Linked DNA regions of Mus musculus: region 2 is linked to region 1. The links are chromatin loops, found by intact Hi-C in ENCODE. Cell type or tissue: left cerebral cortex. All regions are shown on one strand. Links, peaks and the distances in the headings refer to the core of each region. The heading gives the core; the rest is flanking DNA.

Evidence for each region. Peaks named below come from ENCODE experiments on the same cell type or tissue, not always from the same donor. Only the 100,000 strongest peaks of a DNase experiment are listed, where the experiment ranks them.
Region 2: a loop joins it to region 1, with 4 times the contacts of the local background. A loop is called at or near these places in 5 of 42 quality-filtered maps.

The regions. Positions count from the first base shown.
Region 1 is chr1:42,537,321-42,541,721 of GRCm38, reverse strand. No RefSeq gene overlaps it. Among named protein-coding and RNA genes, the nearest start is that of Gm46089, 34 kb to the left of the region's middle. In left cerebral cortex, for the core only: no CTCF peak of the experiment used is centred there; DNase peaks (open chromatin) are centred at 1,697, 1,974, 2,479, 2,907 and 3 more places; H3K4me3 peaks cover 1,785 bases; H3K27ac peaks cover 2,131 bases.
Region 2 is chr1:42,671,914-42,676,314 of GRCm38, reverse strand. All of the region lies in intron 1 of Pantr1 (POU domain, class 3, transcription factor 3 adjacent noncoding transcript 1), which reads left to right. Among named protein-coding and RNA genes, the nearest start is that of Gm46091, 10 kb to the left of the region's middle. In left cerebral cortex, for the core only: no CTCF peak of the experiment used is centred there; DNase peaks (open chromatin) are centred at 2,112 and 2,842; H3K27ac peaks cover 874 bases.

The sequences.
Region 1 (4,401 bases), core at 263-4,262:
TGATGCATCAACATGCAGAACACACAGATATGACCCTTGCCACCAGAATGTAGCCTTCCACCTGAACCGTATGAGTAACAGGTCTTATTCTCTCTCTGTCTCTCTCTGTGTTTCCCTGTCTCTCTGTCTCTGTCTCCATCTCTCTCTCTCCTTCTCTCCCCCCCCCCTGTCTCATTTTCTGTCCCCCCCCACCCCCACCCATGCCTTTCTCTCTGCATGTTCTCACAGTGAAAATAACACACGTATAATACGCCAACCTTGCGAGAACACAAACTGCCGGGGAACATTACCTTCTGGGCTGTGGCGGATTCATGAGTTCCCACCAGCTGCTTGGCTCTGTCCAGACATGTTCCAGTGATCACCCTGTTAAGACTGGCAATTAAACAGAGTGTTATAGCTAGGAGACCCCAAATTTGATTCTATCCTTCTTTCCTCTTTGCAGAACTCAATTTGATTTTTTTTTCCTCCTGTGCAGAGAAAAGTATGCATGGGTCGTTGATGGGAGTATGCGTATAACCCTGACACAGGGAAACAAAAGTGCCAGCCCTGTATAATAAAATACAGATTCCCTACCATAGAAGAAAATGAATTTTACAAAGGTGCAAATCCCCCATAGTCACTTCAAAGAACTGTGTGGTGGAAAATACACCTACTTCTTGCTATATTTCAACTGTCTTGTCTGTTAGAATGGCACAAGAGCTTCCTGGTTGGTTAACCTTTAAATATATAGAGAGATGGAATGTTGGTCTCATCTGAAGAAAGGAAAAGTCCAGATTAGTAAATATGAAAATCTTGCAGGTGTACAGTATGCTATAAAGGTGAAACTACAAGAAACATCTACAAAGTGTTGTTAGAGAAAAAGGAATATTGACAAAGAGCATTATACAATTATTTAAGACAATGCTCTGCGTGCTGAGAGAGAAAATGTGTCTTAATGTAGGACTGTTGGGATACACAGATTGTCAGGGGAGCTGAAAATAGTGCAGGGATGACCAAAGTTGAACGACCTAATGACTCGTGACATCTCTCCTTAAAAATAAATCCGATGGTGACAGAGGAATAACACATTAAAAAAAAAATTCCTCACCCGACCCGCAACCGGATTTCACATTATTAGTGCGGGCAAGTAAATTTTATGTGATGGTTTGTTGTATTTAAAGACAGTGTAAAACTCTCATTGCAAACAGTTGTTTACAGTGCGTTTTTCAGTACCGAGCTGTTTTAAAGCTCAATTGTGCATTTTGCAGATAAAGTGGGAAAACTAACTGAAGGCTGTATTGTAAGCAGCGGTTGCCGTGGAAACCCCAGTTTCAAGAGCTGGTTCTCCATTACCACTTAATTTAGGCTTCCTAATTGCATTCCACTAAATCGGCAGCGACAATATCTGCAGAGCAAAACTGCATGCCCAGTCTAGCGCAAACCTCTTTGAAACAGGCTTTTTGAAAGCCAGGAGCTATAAAAACTCAGCATGACGCGGGGCATATGAGAAACCTGTAGTTCAAATGTACCACTGCCTGCTTTCCAGTCCTTGGTAACTTCAGTGCGCTCCACACCAATCTATTAGTTCAGTCTACCTTAAAGATCATAAAGTTCTGTCATGTGGAAACTCATCTGTCCAGCAACACATTGGTGCAAAATAGATTTAATTGTACTCCCGGCTCGGTATCATGTCCATTTCATTTTACTACACACCAGCAGGTAGCCGGCACGCAGCCTCACTTCCCTTGAACTGCCATTGCTCTACAATGTGAAGAGAACAATACTTTCTCAGTCTAAAGTATTTGCCACTGTTGGGCTGAGTAGAGAGCTAGACCGCCCATATGTGACCTGAAGAAGAGGTTTGTCAGAACCACTAGACATAAAAGCGTTCCAATTATCGACCACACTGCCTTGCTAGAGGCAACTAATATGATAGTGTGAGCGACTGCGCTAGTGAGGAGCCCCTTCATCACTGTCAGATTACCACTCCAGTGAAACTCTTGTAAATCAGTCACATTATGCTACTGGTGGAAAAATAAACACAGACCTATTGTGCTCCGGATTCTGGAGGGCTCTCGGCAAACGGAGTTACACCGGACGGATGCCCTATTTGTCTGAATTTTTGTCATGTTTAGTATTTGGTGATTACTAACGTGGGAAGCGTTGGCAAGATTGAAGTTACCAACTGCGTTGAGATTCTGCAAGGGAAGCCTTGGCCTTTGGTGGCCAAGGAACAGGACAGCCTGGCTTTCTGGCAGGATGGGGGAGGAGGGTCCGGGTGTTGGGGGGGGGGGGGCTTGTGTGTGAGCGTCCAGTGGGAGAGGAAGCTGCTGACCCTTGATTGACAACAAAATCCCACAATTCTCGTTTTCTCTTTAAACAACGGATGCTTTCAAGCAAAATGCCTCACTATCTCGGAGCACAGGACTTCGTGCCAATCCTCCGCACAGCTCATCATTTCCTCGCTTGGGTCCTGAGGATTTGGCATCTATATTAGAGGCAAAGAGACTCTTTTGCTCCTAAGAGACAAGTAAATAACTACAGCGTTTTATCCTCTCCCTGGCGTCGGTACACGTTGCTAACGCCGCCCAGGAGCGGCTGCCAAGCGCTCCGCTATTGTCTCCTATCTCCCAAGGTTTTGAATGCCCTTGCCCTCCCAACTGCGGCTCTTCTGTGGGAATGAATGAGGCTTTTTCCAGGACAAGATTTTATGAATGAGACAGACTGTGTATTACAAGGCAAGAGGCTCCTGTGCATTCTTCAGATTAAAAAAAAAAAACAAAACCAAAAACCAAAAAAACAAAACCCAGTGTGAAGAGAATCCACCTCCCAGATCCAGTGATGAGAAGACAGGAAATCAACATCGCTGATGACATTTTCCCAGAAAGCCACTCCAGGAAGTCATGGGACAAAGGACAGATGCTTGAGTGCAAACCCCAGGCCTAGACAAGCTGAGCCAAGGTAGACTCTAACAAGTCAACGGGAGCAGGAGAAACCTGCTGCTTGGCGCTCAGTTTCCATCAGGGACAGCAAGGCCACTGCAGTAGGTGTGGCAGTACGGAGTGGCAGGATCATGTTGTCACTGCATTTGACACACGAAAATCACAGCTGTCTTTAGGAACATGTGACTTTAGGGACAAAGTATGAGTAAATTCCAGAGGTAAAATTCTGGGCTTTCCATTACCCTGGTGTGGACCTAGTCAAATTATTCCTTCCCAGTGCCCTGGACCCGAAGCATCTGGGCACAGGCCTTGATAGCTTTTGAACTGTGACGAGCTAGGTGTTGGGTGGGGACCATAATGATTCTTCTGTTGCGTGTTTTTTTTTTTTCCCCTACTCCATGGCTGGATAAATCTGAGCACGTGTTTTCTAATAATGTTAATTCACAGGGACCAGAAGATGGTTCAGTGTTTGAGAGCGTACTCCTCTTTGGCAGAGAATCTCAGTTTCTGTTTTAGTACCCATGTTAAAAGGCTCACACCTGTAACACCAACTTCCCAGGGTTCTCTGGTATCTCTGGGCTTCTGCACTCACACACATGGACCCCCTGCCCCAAGCAGACGCATAATTTTAAAAATTAATCTTAAATATTGATGTTCTGCCATCTTGCAGTCATTCAGTTTATAAAAGCCTAAGTTTCGGTGCTCCCCACCCCCACCCACCGCCCTCTACCCCGTCAGGTTCTTGCTAATTTCCTCTTCGCTTCCTCTCAAAATTGCCTCTGATTTTATCTGCAATTTTTTCCACTTACACTGCTTATCTCTCAAACACCTATGCAACTAATAAAATTAGAGACCTATGCCTCCTTTTCATCCTAAACAATTAGTTCTAATCCCAAAACATCTTTGATCTCCTCTTCATTATTCTCAGACTCAATCCCAAATCTTTGGGACATAGCTTCAGTACCCCGGAGCAAGAAAACCGCAGCAGCTGAAGGAAAAAAAAAAAAAAAAAAAAGATCACCACTGAACACAAATCACAGAGAGTTGCATACATAGTTATGAGGAAAAATTGTAGCTTAACGGTGTTGATAGAATCAATATCGTCTCTGATAACAATATACCCCAGGTTCTATTATCCATCCAGGGAATGCCAATACCATAGAACCCACAGAAGACTCTCTGTCTAGGTTTATCCTCTGTTAATTCCTAAGAGAATTGTATAAATCCAATCAGATACCTGAAAGATCCTCTCTACTCCACCCACGTGAGGTCCTAAACTGGACACCACGCAGCTCCAAGTAATGTGCATGTGCGTTTGGAAGCAAGCACATCTTTAAGTTTACACACCTTTTTAGCACACAGCCCAGTGATAGAGAGAAGAGGTGATTTACGTTGCTCCTGTAGAGACTCATCCTTGCTAAAAACGTTTCGTGTGATTATTCTCTTGGAACCACTGTGCTTAGGAAGGGACCTGGAGCTC
Region 2 (4,401 bases), core at 75-4,074, 130 kb before region 1:
GTGCAAAACTGGTTAGGAAAAGAGAATATGTACTTTCATCTGGAGCCGGAGAGGACATATGTTCATCTTTGGAATTCTGTGAAGCAAGGATCCTCCACCCATGGTGACGGGGATATGCAGTATGCAAAACTTCAATTATGACTTTGCTTTACATGAGATTTTCACTGGGACTACTGGACTCAGAAGGGCAAGATGTATTCGTAAAGGTCAAAGTGATAAGTTGCTTGGGTTTCAGAGAACGATGATTTGATACTTGGTCCATTATTAAATATTCTGTCTCTTTCCAAGGAAGAATTTGAGGCAGTATATGGTGAAGAAATGGGTGAGAGTTTGTAGCTCTTGAAATGTGACAGAGAGGTGCTTTGTTCTTTTAGAGATTCTTGAGCCTCCTGGAGAAGAGGACTTGTTCTTTCCTTAACAAAAAGAAAAAAATGTGTTACAAAAAGAGATATCATTCTTTGTAACTGTCATTTATAAAAGGACAAAAAATGAAAATGTTTTCAAGGTGGTTATTGTGGGAGTTGAAATATTTAACTATTATATATATATATATATATACACACACACATATATATACACACACATATATAATATTCTCTGAATATATATAATATTCTCTGACTATATATTATATAATATACAATATATAATATGAATAATATATAATATTCTCTGAATATATATATTCAGAGAAGAGTTTACTGGAACCTTGCATAGTCTCATTGAAAAAGCTCATCTCGAGTCAGATAAATTTTATATCAGAGAAAGCATTACAATAGCCTTTGAAAATTGTTAACGCTGACCACTGACGTTTTACTTCCTGCTCTTAATTCCCATAAGACATTTCGACATTTTGGAAAACATAGATCACACTTGTTTCAGAGAATCAATACATGCTATATGCTTTACTTCTGGTTTTGTTTGTTTCAGTGTGCAGATCGGAGACAGCTACAGTGAAGAGCATAGGGAGGCTCCTCATATTCAGGAACTATGGGTTCCTGCACTGCCTCTCACAGTGGCTCAGCACCGTGGTCACCTCAGTGTAACACTCTCTGGGCTCAGCTTTTCTTATCTGTTTAATGTAGGTGTGGGTTGGAGCTGATTTGGGGTTTGAAATTTTCTGTCATCTAGAGAATCCATGAATGTAGGCCTGGCTTTTCTATATGTGGCTAGATTTTAAGTGATAGGGAACTTGTGGGTGAAGAATACAGACCATTGGGCTGTGTAGCATAAATCAATAAGTGGAGATGTATCCATCGACAGCATTTGTATTTCTCCCCATTACAAAGCAGTGCTATCTCTTTGAATACAATACACTTTTATGCCCCATTAAAGCATGCTTGACATAGCTCTCAACTACTTGCAAATGCTGAGAACTTGAAAAACATAACATTTACAAAAGATACATCTGGTGCATATTTATATGACTTGGAATAAGGAGTCATTTAAATACTGCTGAGCCATTTCCATATTAGGAGAAAAAAGATATTCCAGGTCCATATGTGAAATCGCTAGTGAAATATGTATAGGTTTCAATTTCTCCTGAACATTTTCTTTTCCTTGACACATGTTAAAAATATGGAAATATTGATTAGGGATTAAATCATCTTTCTGAGTTGTTGAAATTGCTTTCCCTCAGAATTTTATAGATCACACAATTAGGACTAGAGTATATTACAGAGTTGGTAAGTTTTGAAAAAAGAAAAGCTGCTTACTCTGGGGCAGGCAGAATTTCTTAACTTGGGGGCTGTGGATCTGTTAAGCATTAAAAGATGAGGTTTAGGGGCTCTGAGAAACCCCTGAATTGATACACAATTTTGTGCATGCATACAAGTGTGTGTGTGTGTGTGTGTGTGTGTGTGTGTGTGTGTGTGTGTGTATCAGTGAGTATAATTTATTCTTTTGCAGAGAACACTTAACTCTTATCAGTCACTAGGACTGATTCTTTACAAGTGGAAAAACTTTGACTCTGGGAAACCTCAAGAATTGGTTTTTGTAAGGAGTAGGTTAGCCATACCTACTCTCTGTGAGCCTCCTTTGCATAAAGAGAGTTTGATGACGTCAGGTGTCCTTTCCAGCTTGGGCATTTTGGAGTTCAGTGTTGGAGGGAACTTTATATACCCTTCTTGCTAGATCTTCAATCAGCCAACACCATCTGCTTTTATTCTGTGTGGCTGCATTCCTTCTTGGGCTGTTCCTGGGAAGGTTCTGTGTGGAACACAGGTGAGGTCGTTTAGCTGAATAGTGAACACATTGTGTAGAGATGTGATTGGGAGAAAAGTCACCTAAAATTGTATATTGTACAACTCCTTTAAAATGCCCATGTGGCACAGCAAACACAACAGTCCTCTCCCCTTCAGCTCTCTCTCTCTCTCTCTCTCTCTCTCTCTCTCTCTCTCTCTCTCTCTCTCTCTCACACACACACACACACACACACACACACACTGTAACTCACATTGTGGGTTTTGTTTTCAGCTGGAAGAAGTGAGAAAATCAAGGTTAAGGGTGTGATGTTCTCTACCACATAGAACAAATAAGGACGATGTAAGTGGAAGATTTCAAATCTCCTTGTCAATTTCCTATCTGTTGTCAGTCTGAATGATTTCCAAATCAGAAGAACTCAGAGGATCTGTTTTCCCATCAGTTCTGAGCCTAAGGAATTTGGAGCTGGAGTTCTGAGCCAGGAAATGGTCCTGTTTTGAATTCAGAGGCTCTGGGGCTGTGCACGGATGCCAGGCTTTTGATAGATTCCGAAAGATTCCACATGGTATTTCAACCTCAGAGGTCAGAAAGAATTCCTCATTCCTCGGAGGGGCACTCAGAGAATGACAGAAGCGGCCTGGGAGTTTTGTTATTCCTCTGAGAGAGCTGCTCATGCCTCTGCAGGCTGTGGTGATGTGGTCAACTAGATGCACCCACTCTCCTCATATAGAATGTTCTTCCACTGAGCATGAGCAGGCTTAGTCTAGAGGCTGTTACTGCATTTCTGCATATTAGGCATAGTGCCGCTCCAGCTTCTAGAGGGCTCTGGAACCTTCTCACCTTACATTTAATTATTGTGTTATCGTGTAGACCCAGATTTCAGAGCTAGTGGGACCCCATTGTGCTGCAGTCCTTGAGAGAATCATTTGAAAGATTTCCTTGGATTGTTTTAGAGCCCCCGTGATATGTCATTTTCGTGTTTTAGCTGAGTGTGTGGATTAGACTTACATGCATGCTGCACTCCAGATACCAACCATTCTTTTTTTTTTTTTCCCCCTAACTAAACCTCTGTTTTATATTCTGGACAGATCAAATCTCAGTGTAACAGGAGGTGATGGCTTCTAGGTTCAGGCTCTTGGGAAGATGATTTGTTAGGAAGACAGACAGACAGACAGACACAGAGATATACAGATACATGCACACAGGCATAGATAAATAGATGATAGCTAGATGATAGCTAGATGGATGGATGGATAGGTAGGTGGGTAGGTAAGTGGGTAGGTAAGCTAGCTAGCTAGCTAGCTAGAATGATTTCAGGATTGCAATATAGATTAGGGGCATACATCAATGGTATTGTCCTTACCTGGTGTATGTGAGGTCCTGGTTTCTAGCTCTATAACCCTCATTCCCCTAAAATTATGAACTAAAATTCAGCAATGACTGAAACAGAAGAGATATGTATATATACCCCTACCCTCAAAGGCTATGACTTTTCTTGCCCCTGAAGCATTGTCAAAAACAGAAATATACCTTGCCTCAATTTTCCCTTTAGCACTTTGCTAATTGGCACCGTGCACTGTTTTTTTGTTTTTGTTTTTGTTTTGTTTTTTTGTTTTTCCTGGCAGAACGATACACTGCTTCTGAGTCCACAGCAAGTTGAGGAGCAGAAGTTTCAACGTGTAGAATTCAGTTCTGTTTTGACCCAGAGCCTAGAACTTAACTGTGTAGACCAAGCTAGCCTGAAAGTCACAGATGTCTCTACCTTTCCCTGCCTCCAGAATGCTGGGATTACAGTCATGGGCCACCACACCCTGCAAAAATCTACTTTTATTATTTTCTGTTTCTATGTAGGTACTGCGTATACGTGTGTGTGTCTGTGTGTGTATCTGTGTGAGTACCACATTCATGTGGAGAATAGGTGAGGGCGTTGGATTTCCAGGAACTGGAGGTACAAGTAGTTGTGAGTGGTGGGACACGGTGCTGGGAGCTGAACGCTGGTCCTCTGGAGGAGGAGCCTTAACTGCTGGGCCATCTCTCCCGTCTGTAGTCAGTCATTTTTCAAAGGAGTGAAAGCAATATTGTCCATTTTTGATACTATTGAGTCTCTACTGGAGGCAATCAGAAATGGCTATCCACAGTTGGGGGATCTGATTCCTGATTCCTTTTGTTTCTTTGGAGCCTGCCAGTGCACAGTTCCGT